Linked DNA regions of Homo sapiens: region 1 is linked to region 2. The links are chromatin contacts, found by Hi-C or POLR2A ChIA-PET in ENCODE. All regions are on one chromosome and are shown on one strand. The core of a region is the stretch at or near the end of the contact, and the rest is flanking DNA. Distances in the headings are between cores, read along the strand shown. Region 1 holds the start of LINC02018 (long intergenic non-protein coding RNA 2018). Region 2 holds the start of SHQ1 (SHQ1, H/ACA ribonucleoprotein assembly factor).

Evidence for each region. Hi-C counts contacts between places; a loop is a spot of excess contacts on that map. ChIA-PET counts read pairs that join two places held with the same protein, here RNA polymerase II (POLR2A). Pooled maps may share reads with other maps.
Region 1: a loop to region 2 is called in a map of B cell, with 22 times the contacts of the local background. The contact joins the promoter of LINC02018 here to the promoter of SHQ1 in region 2. A Hi-C loop is called at or near these places in 2 of 168 maps with a recorded cell type or tissue (B cell and CD8-positive, alpha-beta T cell) and 7 of 50 pooled maps. POLR2A ChIA-PET finds 5 or more read pairs at or near these places in 1 of 52 experiments (A549).

The regions. Positions count from the first base shown.
Region 1 is chr3:75,433,009-75,436,870 of GRCh38, forward strand. LINC02018 (long intergenic non-protein coding RNA 2018) reads left to right here and starts at 2,300. Exons shown (of 3, transcript NR_151705.1): 1 at 2,300-2,405. It also overlaps the pseudogene FAM86DP. RefSeq lists enhancers at 1-164, 1,564-1,623, 2,334-2,513 and silencers at 1,854-2,263, 2,584-3,013.
Region 2 is chr3:72,847,167-72,850,872 of GRCh38, forward strand. SHQ1 (SHQ1, H/ACA ribonucleoprotein assembly factor) reads right to left here and starts at 1,279. Exons shown (of 11, transcript NM_018130.3): 1 at 1,032-1,279. The coding sequence starts at 1,174. RefSeq lists an enhancer at 1,498-1,597.

The sequences.
Region 1 (3,862 bases), core at 1,050-3,549, 2.6 Mb after region 2:
TGAAAGCCTGACCTTCAGATGTCGCTGGGTGCAATTGGATGAGTCACAGGAAGAAGACTGACTCTTGGCCGCATTAGTCATGGCTACTTAGCGGCCACCCGGGTCATGGGCCAGCTCCCTGGTTGCACTGGTCAGCCAGGAATTACCAGGGCAGCCATGGCAACAAGGTTTGATGGGCTTGCCATCTGAGTTTAAGTAGAAATGCAGAATGTGCTCATACCAGCCTGGGTTACATTGTCCTCTTACAGGGGCCTCAAGCCCAGCAGCAAGCTTTGGCTCCTGAGTTAGGCAAACTGTCTCGGCTGGTATGTGACCCACGGCAAGGCACTTCATTGCTTCAGAGCTCCTTCCATGCCATAAAAGGCCCTACAAGACCTGGTCCTAATCCCTCTCTCTGGCCTGTTCTCCCTCACCCCTGGCCCACCCTGCTCACTCCACTCCAGCCACACTGGCTGCCTTGCTGTTTTTCCTCAACCATAGCTGGCTTGTTTCCACCACAGGGCCTTTGCATATCCTGTTCCCCAAGCCCTTCCCATGGCTGGCTGCCTCACCACTCAGGCCCCAGTTCAAATACCACCTCTTTGGGGAAGGCTTCCCTGATTCCCCGACCTTGGTGACTCTTCTCCCCAGTTGCTCCATTCACCATTTCCCTGTTTTATTGGCTTTAAAGCCACTCTCATCTGGTCTTTTCTTGTTTATTCATTTATTTGTTTATTCTCTGGCTCTCCCATGCAAGCAGAGCCTCATCTATCATGGGTACTGCTGATCCATGGTGCCTGGCTCATGGAAGGCATTTATTAAACATTTTGTGACTGAATAAAAACACCAGCTAACACCGACATGCATTTACCATGAGCCAGGCACTGATCCACAGGCTTTTGTACTCAACGCTGACAACAACCCTAAGAGGTAGGTATCATTATATCCCCCATTTTATTAATAAGAAAACAATAGCACAGAGAGATGCAGTCACTTGCCCAAGGTCACACAGGGCCAGGGGTTGGGCCAGGATTCGAAGCAGGCAGGCTGTCTCCTGGGTCTGAACTCTCAACTACTTCACCCTAATCAAACAATCTCTCTGGTCAAAAGTGAGTGATAATAATAGTACCCACCTCGTCAGTGTTGAGGGTGAGCCGAAGTTAGCATTCAGTGTGGGCATGTGAACAACTATAGTCAATATTGAATGGAGACCTATGATGCTTTTATGAAGGTTTCTATTTTGGGTTAAAAATGCACAAATTTCTCCTGACTAAAATTGATCTCTGAGTGCTAAATATTTTATGTCAATGGAATAACGCAAATGATTAAGCAACACCCCATAAAATGGGGCAGACCCAGGGAGGAATATATATCCGAACTGACTCATCCCAGTGAGCTCACTGCACATGAATTACAAATGGAGAGGGGTGCATTAAGCCCCTCTGCTGGCAGAAGGGAGGCTGCTGCCTGCCAGGCGCCTGTGCTGAGAATGGCAGGTCCCCAGGGAGAGGAGAGGCCACCCCCTTCTCTGTCTCTTCCATCACAGGCGTGAAAGCCTCAGCGCATGATCCGATTCTGTGCAGTGCTCGACATACAGATGAGAACACTGAGGCACGAGGGACAGCCTGTGACCTGGTCACCGTGCTCAGGATGAAGTGGTTACCCGCGGGCCTGAGGGCGCTGACTTTTTAGAATGGGCGAGGGCAGCTGTGTCCCAGTGACCAGAACGATTACTACCTTTAAAAAGTCGTGAAAATGATCGTGAACTGTACCCCACACCGAGCACGCGTCTGCCCCCCCAAGGCGGTGGAGACGCCCTCATCTTCCGCCGCCAGCTCGCGGGGCAGGAGGGGTGCGAGCGACTCTGGCCAGGCCCCAGGGACGGGGACCGGGTCTCGCGGCCCTGACCGGGGAGAGCCCAGGAACTCACGTGGCAGGAGCGCCGGGGGTTTCAGCACGGAGACCCATCCCGTCTGCCCCTGGACTCCCGCGAGCCCCGCGGGCCTCTCCGCTCGCCCGCCGCCCCCCTGCCAGGGGAAGGAGCGCAGCGTGCGCGCCGCCAGGAAGCGGCGCTCGAAACTCTGCAGCAAGAGTTCGGTCCCCGCATTCTCCTCGGGCGCCATGACGTGGGCGGGGCCGCAGCGTTGCCGGGAGACCGGGCGGAAGCCGGGCCTGGACTGAAGAGGGGGTGGGCCCAGGGCAGTGCGCGGCGGCAGAGAGGGGGCGGGGCCTGGGGGTAGGGTCAGGAGGAGCGTCCTGGGGGCGGGCTGTAGGGCGGGGCCAGGATGAGCGTTAGGAGGGCGAGGCCTGGGGTAGGGCCAGGATAAGCGTCGTTGGGGCAGGTCCTGGGTAGAGTCCAGGTTGGCGGGTCCTGGGGCGGAGTCAGGATAGGGCGATCCTGGAAGCTGGGCTTCAGAAGCGTCCAGGTTGGTGGCGTCCTGGAGGCGGTGCCTTGCGTGTGGGCAGGATAAGAGTCCTGGAGGCGAGCATTAGAGCGGGGATAAACGCCATTGGGTTCAGGAGGCGGGACTCAGAGCAGAGCCCAGGAGACAGGTCTTAGGGTGGGGCTAAGGCCAGACCCAGAGAAGGGCTCAGGAGGCGGGGCCGGGGCGGGGGGTTGACTATGTCGTAGCACATGGCCAGGCGGTGCGCGGACTCTGGGAGGCAGAGCTTTGGACGGGCCGACGTGGGGAGGGGCCCAGGGTCCAGGAGGCGGGGCCGAGTCCGGGCTGCCAGCTGCGCTCAGGAGGCGGGCCCTGGGAGGCGGAGCTTAGGGAGGGGCCGGTGTCGGGAGGGACCCAGGGACTGGGAGGCCGGTCGGGGCTGGGCTCAGGGGCCGAGACCTAGCTGGGCTTGGGGCGGGGCCGAGACGGAGCGAGGGATCCAGGGTGTGGGAAACGGGGAGGGGTTTGAGGAGGGGATCGGAATGTGGCTCAAGTTGGGAGGCGTTACCTGCGGAGGGTTTGAGGCACGCCCAGGAGCGAGCCCACGGTCGGCCGACGCGGGGCCAGGGGCGGGCCCCAGGATCCGGAGCTTCGGGCGGGGCCGAGTCTGGGTTTGGGGCCCGGGAGGCGGGGCCAGTTAGGGCGAGGGTCCCTGGGATCGTCGGGTCAGGCCTTGGGCTAACGTAGACACTCTCGCAGTACCTCCGCCTTCAGGAAGGTCTTTTTAGCAGGGGCCTTACAGGTGCACGCTTCGGTCCTGGAGGCCTTATCCTAACCTCTCCATCAGCGCCACCCGTCTGGGGCCCGAAAGGAGGGAGCTTTCCCTCTGTCCTCCAGCCTTTGGACTGTCTCCAAACAAGCCATTCGTTCACCAAATACTTATTAAGCACCTACCATGTGCCTGACAAGGGAGATGTAACGGTGAGAAAGACTAGGTGTGGTCTGGGCCCTCCAGAGGCTCAGGGGCTCGTGGAAGAAGTGGACATTGAAGTACTTATCACACAAATGAGTATAAAAGTACAATAGCGATATCTGCCACAAAGATGAGCAGACAGAGCTAGCGGGGCTTGCAGGAGGAGTTTTGATCTTGCAGGGACAGGAAAGAGGAGTTAGCTCCTGCGGGGTGGGATGGGGGGGTGGTGGTGATATAGACGTGGGGACAGAGTGGAAAACAACAAAAATATAATTATTTTAGTTCAAAGTTATTGTGTCTTGAGTTGAAAGGCAGGGCAGTTAGCAACACAGTTCAGATTTCAGTACTGCCCCCGAAATCTGAACTGTGTTCAAAGTCTAAAACGTTTACCTTAGCAAATTCCTCATAAAACTCCATTTGGAAGAGTCTCGAGAGCTAATTTGTTAAGTATACTTGCAAAAGGTAGATGAGGAGACAGATAAAATCTTATTACCTCTTTCAGATGAGAGGCACTTGAGCCCTGCTC
Region 2 (3,706 bases), core at 29-2,528:
GAATTAAAAAACTGGAAAGTGCAATAATTCAAATACGGACGTTATATGGTCTAAGGGAAATCTGAGCAAAACTGGTTCAGCAACAGTGAAAAAACCACCTTGACTGGTGGAGAAGGTTTGTACCACAAAAGTACTTGGGTGGGAAAAGTAGGATGCAGCTACACTTCAGAAAGATTAGGAGGATGGATAAAGAGAAGGACAAGAGATTGGCAATACTTTAGGATGAATATGTAGCAGCGGGTTCTGTGGAATGGGGTTAATAGCAGTGCTTATCCCTAAGGATCACCGTCAAAGTTAAATGAGATACACCATCATAAAGCACTTAACGGAACTGCTTGTCCACCACACTACGAGTTATCAGTGTTAGCTGCTACCAAGGTTACGATTCTGCAAGGAGAATAATTTAAACAGATCAAGTGCTGACAGACCCTCACGGAGACTTGGGGGAAACAACCACACTTCAGGGACAAAACCAAACAGAAGAGCAGCAGACAGCAGGGAAGCAGGAGAACTAGGCTAATTTGGTGTCAAGAGGTCCAAAAAAGGTAAGAATTTCGGTAAGTAGGGAGCGGACAGACAAGAGATAGATCAACAGAAGGCGGCCTGGGCAAAGTTAAAAGGACCGACGGGTTGGGAAGTCACGGAGATGTCAGCGCGCGCCGTTCCCAGGAAGGGAGAGACTGGGAGAGCAAACGCGGAGTGAAAGGAAAGAACAGAACAAGTCAGAACGGGACGAGAACTAGGGCGACAGGGCAGAAACGGGAAAGTGACACGGTCCAAACGTCACTTTTTCAAGTGATTCCGCAATCCTTTGATATGGGATTTAAGAAAGCTCAAGAAGGAAAAGGGCTTCCGCAGCATCTAAAACGCACCCCTGGAAGAGGGCAGTTCCCTGGCACCAAGAGAAGCTGCGGAAACGTCGGGAAAAGGCATTCGCGCAATCGAGCACTGCTCTCTCGACCTTGCATTCTCCCTCTAAAGCAGCTATCTAACGAATGCGCCTTTCCTGCGGCCAGGCACCCCGAACTCGCCTGAGAAAGTATGGCTTGGCGTAGAACTTGAAGTCAGACCCCTCGAAGTAGACGTCGAACTCGGAGACCCGGGCGTAGGGCACGCGGATGGCGATAGTCAGGAAGTCCGGATCCTGGCTGAGGTCGAACGCCGGGGTCAGCATCGCCGCACCGGACGCAAGGGCCGGCGCCGCTCGCTCTCACTGCCGCCGCGTTCCCGCCACGCAAACTCTCCAACTCCCCACGCGCAGGAACTCTCGGTGTGAGGGACGGAGCTTCCGGCTCGAGGCGGAAGTGCTCGCGCGTAAGGCAGGAAGTCTCTCCCCACGCCAATCTCCATGGAGACGGGACGCCGTTCGAGAAGAGGCGGAACTTTCAAAACCCCCGGGCGGAGAAAGGGCGTGGCGAGTGGTGCCTGGGAGCCGGCGTTGAACCGGCGGGATGACTAGCAACCGAGCCTTTTTCGAGGTTCTTAGAGATGATTTTAACAGCACTGGCTTGACAGGTAAACAGACGTGCGTTTGAATCCCTTCCTGGCCACAACTTCTCAGCTGTAAGACCTTGGGAAAGTTACAAAACCTCTCTATATCTTCTGTAAAACGCGGATAATGCGAGAACCTAGCCCCATAGAAATGCTGTGAGGGTAGCATGAAATTGTGCATGTAGAACTCTAATAACGAACTTGGCAAGTTGTCAACGCTTGATGTGCTGAAGTAGTCACCGCAGTAGCCACAGCAGCACCGTTACAGTGGTTTCCCTTAGTTCTCACCTGCCTTGTGAACAATTCCTCTTACACTTTCCCTTTCCTCCCTCTCTCTTTCCACTTCTCTTTTTCTGCAGCTTTCTCTCTCATTCTTAACGGCTTATTTGAAGAGTTTTCTCTTTAACAGAGCGTCCGTCCCGCTAATCTCATCTAATCTACGCTGCAAACTCTAAAGAAAACGGCTCAGAGAGGTTAATCAGTACGTTTTATAACCATGCATTTTACAGTAATTAGAACTCAGAACGTTTGACTCTTAAACCGTGTCGGTGACTGCATTCACAAATTAAGGTCCCTCTGTATTCCCCTTCTTTCCTTTTTCTCACTCTTGTCCTTACACTTGTCTGAGGACATCTTTTCTGTCTTTTTTTCTACTTGTCTTCCTTGTATTTTCTCCCTTTGGAGTGTGCCCCTTACACTCTCTCAGTGCCTCTCCCGCTGGTTTCCCTCTTCCCCCACATATTCCCTTGGCCTTTCCACACATGTTGTTTCCTGTTATTCCACCACTAATTAGAATAATCCAGTTGTGGTATTTATTCCGTGGTTTTAAGTATCAGTGGAAAAGGGATGAAAAGTACTCTCCTAGGACAGTGGAGATAACCAGAAAACTTCAAAAGTCTTTTCAATCTCCAGCTGTTTTATGATTCTAAGGAGACATTCTTGAAACTTCATTAGGACTCAGAAAAAAAATTAATAGTAACAGGGGCTAACATTAACTGAATATTTACTATGTGCCAGCACTGCAGCAAACCCTTTGTAATGATCTCATTCTCCCTCCTGACCGCTCTATGAAGTAGGCATTATATATTCCCTTGGCTTGCACAGGATCTCACAGCTAGTAAGTGGTGCAATGGGAATTGAAACCCAGGTGAGTCTGATTCCTAGGCCCAGGCTCTACACTATTACAGAGTTGACTCCCTCTGTTATTACCACCTACTTTGTTTCACATTCTAAAGCCAAGCCTGCCTGCTTTAGACCATACTGAGCCTTACAAGTAATAGGCACTCAATATTGACAATGAATTGATGCCAACTTTGATTTAATAAAGCTCTCAAAAGGTCCCTTGAGATAGGCCTGTGACTAAACTATTCCAAATTAGCTTCTTTACAAAGAATCTTGGCCGGGAGCGGTGGCTCACACCTGTAATCCCACCACTTTGGGAGGCCGAGGGGGTGGATCACCTGAGGTCAGGAGTTCGAGACTAGCCTGGCCAAGATGGTGAAACTCCGTCTCTACTAAAAATACAAAAATTAGCCAGGCATGGTGGTGTGTGCCTATAATCCCAGCTACTCAGGAGGCTGAGGCAGGAGAATCCCTTGAACCCAGGAGGCGGAAGTTGCAGTAAGCCGAGATTGTGCCATTTCACTCCAGCCTGGGTGACAAGAGTGAAACTCCATCTCAAAAAAAAAAAAAAGAAATAATCTTTACATCTGCCATGGGACCTCATTCCTGTAGGTCACAAGCATTAATATTTTTAAATTATTAATGCCAGAGAATCAACTGAAACAAGCTATGCTATCCATGAGGAAATTCTAATTGAAAGCACTTTGCAAACTAGAGCTGTGCATTTCCTGGGTACTTTATTATGTGTCTGGCAACACACACACACACAGGACTGCAACACAGGAAAACAGACAACATGGTTCAGTGCTGCCGTCATTATAAGAAATATATACTGCATCTGCTAAATCACAAAATACGGATAGTTTCAAGTATATAACAAGGTTTTGTTGTTTTGGGTTTCTGTTGGTTTTTGTTTTCTTGCAGGCAATAGTTCTCTTATTTTTGCATTTCTATTAGTGGTAAATATAAGTTATAGATTCATTCTCACTTAAGAACATAAAGTTCCTTTTGGCTGCCATGCAACTTTGGTTCTTTCTCCTGCTTCCTCAAAGGCAGTCCTAGCTATCACTTCAGACCCTTTTCTATTTCTACA